Linked DNA regions of Homo sapiens: region 1 is linked to region 2. Evidence: read pairs that join two places in POLR2A ChIA-PET (ENCODE). Cell type or tissue: K562. All regions are shown on one strand.

Region 1 (4,000 bases), 190 kb after region 2:
GCAAGGCGGAGCAGCAGTTCGTAAGCAGTGTGCTAGGAGGGGTGTGCAGCACACAACGTACATGGAAATGAACGGTGTTAGAAGCCTGGGGGCGAATTCACTGTGAAAGTCACACGAAGGAGTTCAAGAATTCTTTCTCTGAGTGGTTAAGGGATGGGACATTCTGGAAAGAAGCTATGGAATGGGCTAAAGCTCCGATGCAGCATGCCATGGACCATGGGCGTGTGTTGTTTCTACCAGCCCAGCCTCCCCTCCGGCTCCTGTCGGCTTTCCTTTTGAAGGACGTTTCTTCCACCGACCCGTGAGCTCAGACGGGACTGTCAGAAGCTGCAGGTGTTGCGGGGGAGTTGTGACCCAGTGGGAACACTTGCAGCTCCTCCATACCACAGGCACTGTGAATGGCCCAAAGGTGTACATGTGACCCACTCAGAACCAATCAGTGTCTTCCCCGGGATCAATAGATTGACCATGGGAGAGAAAAGACTCCCTCCGCCACTGCAGTTGCTAATCCAGAATGGTCTTCAATCAAGGCTGGTGATGCCCATTTTTCCCACAACAAAGAAAAGAATTACACAGAGCTGAAGATAACAAGCAAACATAGAGACTCTAGCCGCCTAGCCTTGGAGAGGGTCAAGAGAAAACCTGATGCTGTCAGCTGAGCCCTTGGATCCTACAAGACCTAAAGCCAGCATTCCCTGACAGGCACCGAGAAATTTATGTTAGGCTCAAGCAAGTTTGAGCTTGGTTTCTGTCCCTGGTCATTAAGAGTCCTGGTCAGTGACACAGATTTGAGAAACCACAATTAATTATATATTCAATGAAGAGTAGGCACAAGTAGGGAAAGTGGCAGGGGCTGAGGCTGGAGAGAGTCAACAACATAATCAAGAGGGCCTGTGTACGGGGCCCCTTTCATTCACCTCTTTAAATCTTCTCTGCCCTACTTCTTATCCACCTACCAGTAGGATGATCAGCTTCACACTGGCTTCCACCAGCGTTGCTCCTGATGGCGATGCCCTCAGAAGCCAGAGCATGCTCCACCCTGGGGTCTCTGACTCAGCAGATGGGAGGCCCGGGAAAGCCCTGCAGCCTCAGGCATAAGCACCCAGAAACGTGAGGTACTCGAGCCCATGAAGTGCAGGATCCAGTGGACAAACCCGCTTTTCTCCCTCCAACCATCATGGTTGCAACACGGTAGCATTTCCCTGCATTGCCGCTTCCCCACTTCTGTGTCTGTTGCCCCCGTCCCCCACTTTGGCCCCCTGGACTCACACTCTAAAGCACTGCTCACACGTGAGTGTTGGCACTGGGCTCTGCTCTCAGAGAACCAAGAACGAGACACTCGCGTAAGTTAGTCCCAATGAAGCAGCATCGTTTGTCTGGGGAAATCCCCGGGGTTTGTTGTCTCCTGCTAAGGAAATCAAAGACATGGACACACAAGGAGTAGGTTTAAGAGCAGAAAGTTTAATAGGCGAAAGAAAGAAGAGCGCTGCCTTGTGTAAAGGGAGGGGGACCCAGCGGGTTTCTGGGTTTGGGGTGAGATGTGTTTGATTTCATAGATGAGCTTGAGGAGGCGGTGTCGATTTACATAGGGTGTAGTGGATTGGTTGGACCAGATATGCCATTTACATAGCCCGGAAGAGGCTGGCTATCCCACTCTAATCTTTTATTATGCAAATGGAGTCTTTACTTGGCTGGCACCATGACGCCCGCACACGTGGCGACAAAGAAAAGGGAAGAGGGAACCTCCATGTTGAACATACCTGGCTTCCAGGTTTCCCTTTTCTATTGGCACAGCTGCCAGCATTCCCCTATGCAGGCTTCCAGCTTACTTATCTACACTGGCAGCTTGATTTTTCAGGCTGCTTTTTGTTAGAAAAGAAATGACTTGGAGGCTGCTTTCTTATTAAAAGGAAACCTTACCAAGGACTCCCGTACCTTCACTAACCACCTAAATCATTTCTTTTTAGCTCCTGTATCACCAAGGATCCCAAAGGCATTCACGGATAGACTTCAGGGATCAGGAAATGCTCTGGATCACATATACTTTTTTTTTTTTTTTTTTTTTTTGGTGACGGAGTCTCACTTTGTCACCCAGGCTGGAGTGCAGTGGCATGATCTCCACTCACTGCAACCTCCACCTCCAGGGCTCAAGCGATTCTCCTGCCTCAACCTCCCAAGTAGCTGGGATTACAGGCACCTACCACCACGCCTGGCTAATTTTTTGTATTTTTAGTAGAGGTGGGTTTTCACCGTATTCGCCAGGCTGGTCTCGAACTCCTGATGTCAGGTGATCTGCCCGCCTCAGCCTTCCAAAGTGCTAGGATTACAGGCGTGAGCCACCATGCCCGGCCCACGTGCACATTTTGAATGTGCATATGTGAATTTTGGGGGGAGAAGGTCCATAGCTTTTATCCAGTTTTCAAGGACAATGAGAGCAAGGATGAAAGTGTAACAAACTGCTTAGTTGGTAAGGAGTGTTTTCAGCAAGAATATGCACAGAGGACATTGCTAATTGCCTACTCAAATCTGTTCTCTTCTTTCTCTGTATGCAGAATTGCAAATATATTTGGGTGCCAATATGCACAAGTAAAAAGGTTACTTCCCTTTCAGCTAGGGGTGGCCATGTGACCTACAGGCAATGAGAGACAGGCAGAAGTCTCTTGAATGGGCTTCTGAGAAGACATTTTGAAAAGGCAAACTCCTTTTGACCTTTGTTCTTCCTGAAGGCTTCTGACCTTGACCTTTCTGGCTGGAATGTGGAAATGCTAAGCTGAGGTGGAGCAGCTGTCCTCAACCATGAGAATGAAAACCACAAGCTTTTCCTCCTGGGATGTAAAAAGCTGGAAAGAACATCACTCCCATCACGAGAAAAAGCCAGGTAATCTACAAAATCTTAACTTTTCTTGAACCCATCAGAGAGCTGAGGTTCAAGGAAATCACCCTGCCCGAAATCTAGGGGAAGATAGGTCTAAGGAGAAATGGGACATGAGCGTCATCTCGCAGGTGGCAGAGCGTGAGCTCAACAGGTAAGAAGCATTCAGCAAAAGCTTTTGATGGATTTCTAAAGGCTGGTGTAGGCTGGAGAGAGAGCATAGACTGCTGGCAGCTGCACACCAAGGAAGTTTGTTCCCATCTCGGCCTCTTCTCCCTGGATGCCCAGCAGGTACAGAAGAAGGACTGGGGGCAGGCAGGAGGCTGGAGAGAACCACTCTGCACAGCTGGAGAAGTGAGTGGCCATCACTGTGCAAGGGCACAAAGCCCTGCCTGGACCTTTCTCCCCAAGGAACAAAGCACAAGCAGTCCTTGTGCTGCTGGGGGAAGGACAGCCAGCCCTGCCAGCCGCAGGGCACAGGGAAGAACCTCTGGGATGCAGTGGGGAGAAACTACCCTCTATTCCCAGGGCAGAGGCAGAAACTCTCCTGGGTCCAGATCATCAAAGATCTCCTTCAAATGGGAGAGGGGCAGGGCCACCAAGAAAATCCATCTCAAGACACAGAGACACAAAGTCCACCTAAGACTGAGGCCGGGCCTCAGAACCTTCTCTATTCCCCATGCCCAGGCTTGCAAGATCCAGCGTTCTAGGACTGAGAGGGTAGGAGCCAGAGGAGAGCCGCTCTGACATTCTGGCACACAAGAAACACTTAAAACTGAAAGTAGAGCAGAAACACTGAGAAAAACCTTCTGCCAAACCAAACCCCACCCAAAGCGCAAGATTCTGCCAGAGGAATGTGAAGCTACCAGTGGACTGAAGGCAACCATAGCAACAGAACCCAAACCCAGCTCAACTCGCCTGATTGACTTAACACACATATCACACACACATGCACATATACACACCAACACACATACCTTACACACATGCACATAAACACACCAACACACATACCTTACACACATGCACATAAACACACACATCTGCACACACCCACACATGCAAGGACACACATGCATTAATGACCTAGCAGAGAAGACTTTTCCCCATTTCCTGGCATAAATACTA
Region 2 (4,000 bases):
GAGGACTGTGGGGAGCACGCCTACATCTCACTCTCCCTAAGATGCAGTCGCCAATTCTCCAGGGAGAGAGGATGCTTGCATATCGCTTAGCAACTAGGCGGGGAGAGAAGAGCTGCTCAGCAGCAGGCCCCAGGGCACACAACTTGGCATCAGGAACGTGGCTGGCTCAGGATTTGAGTCCCAGACACCACCCTGACAGGGCAGCGCTGTTCCTGCTCCTGTGACCTTTCGGAAAGGAAAAGCCAGCTGCACCTGCACCTGCCAGCAAGCAGAGCGGACGTACCTCTGAATTCAGGAGACAATGAAAGAGGAATATGAACAGTCCCTGGGAAGAAAGGGAAGAAACGCAGAGATTAGAGCCCTTTGCACGTAGTTAGGAACACTGGAGGTTCCTCCCATGCAGCCTGGGAGTGGCACTGGCACCGCACACTGTGACACCAGGTCCCATGACCTGGGGCCCGTGAGGACGGAGAGGCGTCCTGGGTCCCACCATGATCCAACCTAGAATCAGGCAGCTGCTCGGACCGAGTTCAGAGAGGGGGTGCTGCGTGGGCATAGGTGCGGCAGCAGGTGGGTTCCCAGGCAGGCTCAGCGTGGGCAAGGGCAGGCACTTCCGGAAGACGTGCCACTGGCCTGCAGACACAGACGCAACTTGAGTAGCCCAGGGAGGGCTGGGAGGGCCATGGATGGCGATGGGGACCCATGCCTGCCCTTCCTTGGGGGCCTGTGGGTCTGAGGGCCCTGACCCTGCGCATCCCAAGTCTTTGGTTCCCAGATGACCCTCCCTGGCCCTTCACACAGAGGGCAGCACCTGGGGGACCGCCCTGGCCACCTCTCTGCCTTTCTTTCCAGAGCTGCCACAGGCAGACTGTCTTACTGTCCTCCATTCCCAGCCAGGACATGCCAACTACAGATGCTGGCCAGAAGCATAGGCAGCCCCGCCCTGAAGGGGTCAGGATCCTGCAGGCCCCACTTTCTGAGAGTCCTCAGGCTTCGGGGATGCCCCGCATTACAGGCTCCTAAGGTGTGGCCGGGAGGGCAGGCCTCCCTCCTGCCCCTGCAGCCCTAGCTCCCTGCAAGCCTGCTCCTGATGGCTGGCGGCCCTGCCTCCCCGCCAGTCCCCGCGGCTCTCACCTGCAGGGAGTTGAGCGTGGCAAACATGTACTGGAAAACCACAGCACAACCGTTGACAGCAAGCACGCCAAAGACCCACGAGGTACCCAGGATGGGCAGCAGCACGGCCACTGCCTTGGCTGTCAACCTGGAGAGAAACAGTGACAGTCACCCTGAGTGGCAGGAGGGCAGGTGCAGGCTGTGAGGACTGCCCTCGAGACGCCAGGCTTCCAGATGGGTGCAGGCACCGCCCTGCCGGGAGCAAGACCTGGGGTCCTCCCTGCAGGTAGCCCTGGTTGAGGCATTTACCTGGGAGGAGCCTCGGTGTTTCCACACCTCCATCCCCTTACAGCTGGTGGGTGGGAGAGAGCTCTGGAAAAGTTCAGGTAGCACCCAGGGCTCACCTAGGCCATAGGGAGAATCTGTCCAGGCCCAGGGCTTGCATTTGAGCTGTTTGCAAAGATGAGGAGGAACCAGGACGGAGGGGAGAGATTCGGGGGACTGAAGCAGCAGAGCATCCCCCGCAGCGTCCAGAACCCAGGCCTCCTGTGAGACGCTTGGAAGGGTGCAATGAGGCCTGGGCCTGAAATGAGGCCATGGCCAGGAAGATTTCTCCAGGCCTCACTGGGCTGCAGCCCGCGTGTCCCCCGCTGATCACCCGAGCCCTCCTGTGACACTGACGGTGAGTTCTCAGAGGGCAGGGCCAAGTGGTCATCTTCATGGCCCTGCTCATGCTCAAAGGACGTGCTAAACAAGGGCTTGCTGAACTGCACTGTGAACTGACAGAGCCCCATCGCTGAACACACCAGCCCCATCAGCATGCGTTTTTATCTCCCTAGAGCCCATGGGCCCTCTTGACACAGGAGAGGCAGGTTATATATTGACCCCATTGTATAATAAGGAAACTGAGGCCCCACAGCCCCTGGTAATGGCTAAGGTGATACAGGGTTTCATCAGGGGCAGAACCAGAGGGTATGCAGACGTCCCCACCTGGGCCAGTTAGCACCTGCTCTGACTGGGCACACCAGCTGCCTGCCTCAAAGCCATTCCTGATGTGCTGTGTCAATCATGGCCAACTACCTCAAGCCCAGTCCATCCTGACTTCTGAAACAGCTGGGCTTTCCACAGCAGGGACCTTCTGCCTTTGAGCTTTAGAGAAAAGTCTAGAGACTAGCGGAGTTCCTGCTGCCCAGGTCAGCCACTGTCACATGCCTCGGTTTACCCCTCATCACTCAGGCCAGTGACTGAGATTGTCTCCCTCATAGACTGTGGGTTCCTTAAAGGCTGGAGCTTGGTCTTTTTGTCTCTGTAACCCCAAAGTGCATCCCAGCACCAGGACTCAGAGGCTCTCAGGAAATAAACATTGAATGAATGAATGAATGAATGAATGATGAACAAGTGGACGGCCATGCAGCAGTGCTGCACACAGATCTGGCACCTCCCCGGAGGAGGTGAGATGCGGCCATAATGAGCTTCCTTGTCAAGAGACCAAGAGCCTGGCACTGACAGCTCCGGGCAACCGGTGCCTGTAAAACCCAGAAGTGTTCCAGCACTTCAGCTCTCAGAGAAGCCGCAGCCAGCTTGTTCTCATAATGCTAATGCAATAAAAATAAAACACCTGTTTCTGGGAAACAACAATATCATGCATTATTCAGCTACAATCTTTAGGTCCCGGGAAACCGTATCTGAAAGGATCAATCACTGAGAAATAAGTACCAAAATGTGCTACTTTTAAAGTGATGGTTTGACTTTTCTTAAAATGAACAATAGAAGAAGATCTTGGGGGAAGACGCTGAGCTGAAGCTCTGCGGACTCTCAACACGGCCAGAGCTGTCAGTGTCCCTGGTCAAAAGCAGAAGAAGAGGGGTCCCTGGATCTGAAGGAGGCTCTAGGCAGGGGGTGTGCTTTCCTCTCTGATCTATGACCCCCTTCTGCTCCCCCAAGGTTGGCCCTGGCCTAGGGGGCTCAGGCCCTGAGTCTCCAGGCCCCACAGCCCACCTGCTCGTGGGTGCACTTCTGTGGGGGTCTCACCCTCACGCCCCCGCCCCCAGGGTCCCACTTGTAAAACCTGACCATTCTCTGCTTCTTTTTCAGGAGTCTGGAATCACAATCAATAAACAGAGACTTTTTTAAAAAGTGAAAGCCAGGCTTCTCCCCCTGCTCAGACCTCACTTATTCTATTCTCCACTTTTCTTGGGGTAGGGGGGTGGCAGGGAAGTGAAAGCCAACCCTGTGGAGGGCCCCTGAGGAAGAATCTTATCTTGTTATTCACTGAGTACTGGGCTGCTTGGCACTAAGAAAATCACTAGAATAAAACCAGAGGATGAAGAATAGCAAGGTGCTGGGGAAGCTTCCTCACGATGCAGTGACTGCCTCTTCCTGCCTGGCGCCTGCTCCCTGGCTGTGCTTCCTCAGCCCTGGGAGTCAAGTGTTACACAATCCACACTAAGAAGATTGTGAGGAAGCATCCCTGAGGGGCAGACCTGGCCGCCCAAAGGAGAGGAGCTGAAGGCATTGGGAAATGTGCTGGGTTGCACAATGGAGAGGGACCCAGAGCGGTCTGTCCCCAGAGATGCCTGCCTGCACCTCCCCGGAAGGGACGCATCCCTGGGCTGCCAGGTGCAGACGCAGGTGGGAAGGATGGGCAATGCCTTCAGCTGTGCCCTGCAAAGACCTGGGCATGCTCTCCCGGGGCACGCTACCTCGAGCCTTCACAAGAGCTGCAGACACAGTGCCAGCCTGTCGCTTGGAGGACATTTCCATGGAGAAGCAAAGGCAGTGGACAGAAGCTGCTTCCTGGGTGGGCACTGATGGGAGGATGGGGCGCAGTGGGGTAGAGATGGAAGGCGGTGCACAGGTGCGGGGCAGGTGCACAGGGGTGTTCTGG

The links. ChIA-PET counts read pairs that join two places held together with the same protein. Peaks named below come from ENCODE experiments on the same cell type or tissue, not always from the same donor. Only the 100,000 strongest peaks of a DNase experiment are listed, where the experiment ranks them.
Region 1: POLR2A ChIA-PET joins it to region 2 with 5 read pairs; 2 of 35 experiments call an interaction of 5 or more read pairs at or near these places.

What each region holds. Positions count from the first base shown.
Region 1 is chr12:130,945,997-130,949,996 of GRCh38, reverse strand. No RefSeq gene overlaps it. Among named protein-coding and RNA genes, the nearest start is that of ADGRD1, 5.9 kb to the left of the region's middle. In K562, no CTCF peak of the experiment used is centred here; a DNase peak (open chromatin) is centred at 1,605; H3K27me3 peaks cover 385 bases.
Region 2 is chr12:131,133,298-131,137,297 of GRCh38, reverse strand. It overlaps ADGRD1 (adhesion G protein-coupled receptor D1), which reads right to left. Exons shown (of 25, transcript NM_198827.5): 22 at 1,135-1,261; 23 at 284-325. Among named protein-coding and RNA genes, the nearest start is that of LINC01257, 30 kb to the left of the region's middle. In K562, no CTCF peak of the experiment used is centred here; no DNase peak of the experiment used is centred here; H3K27me3 peaks cover 1,939 bases.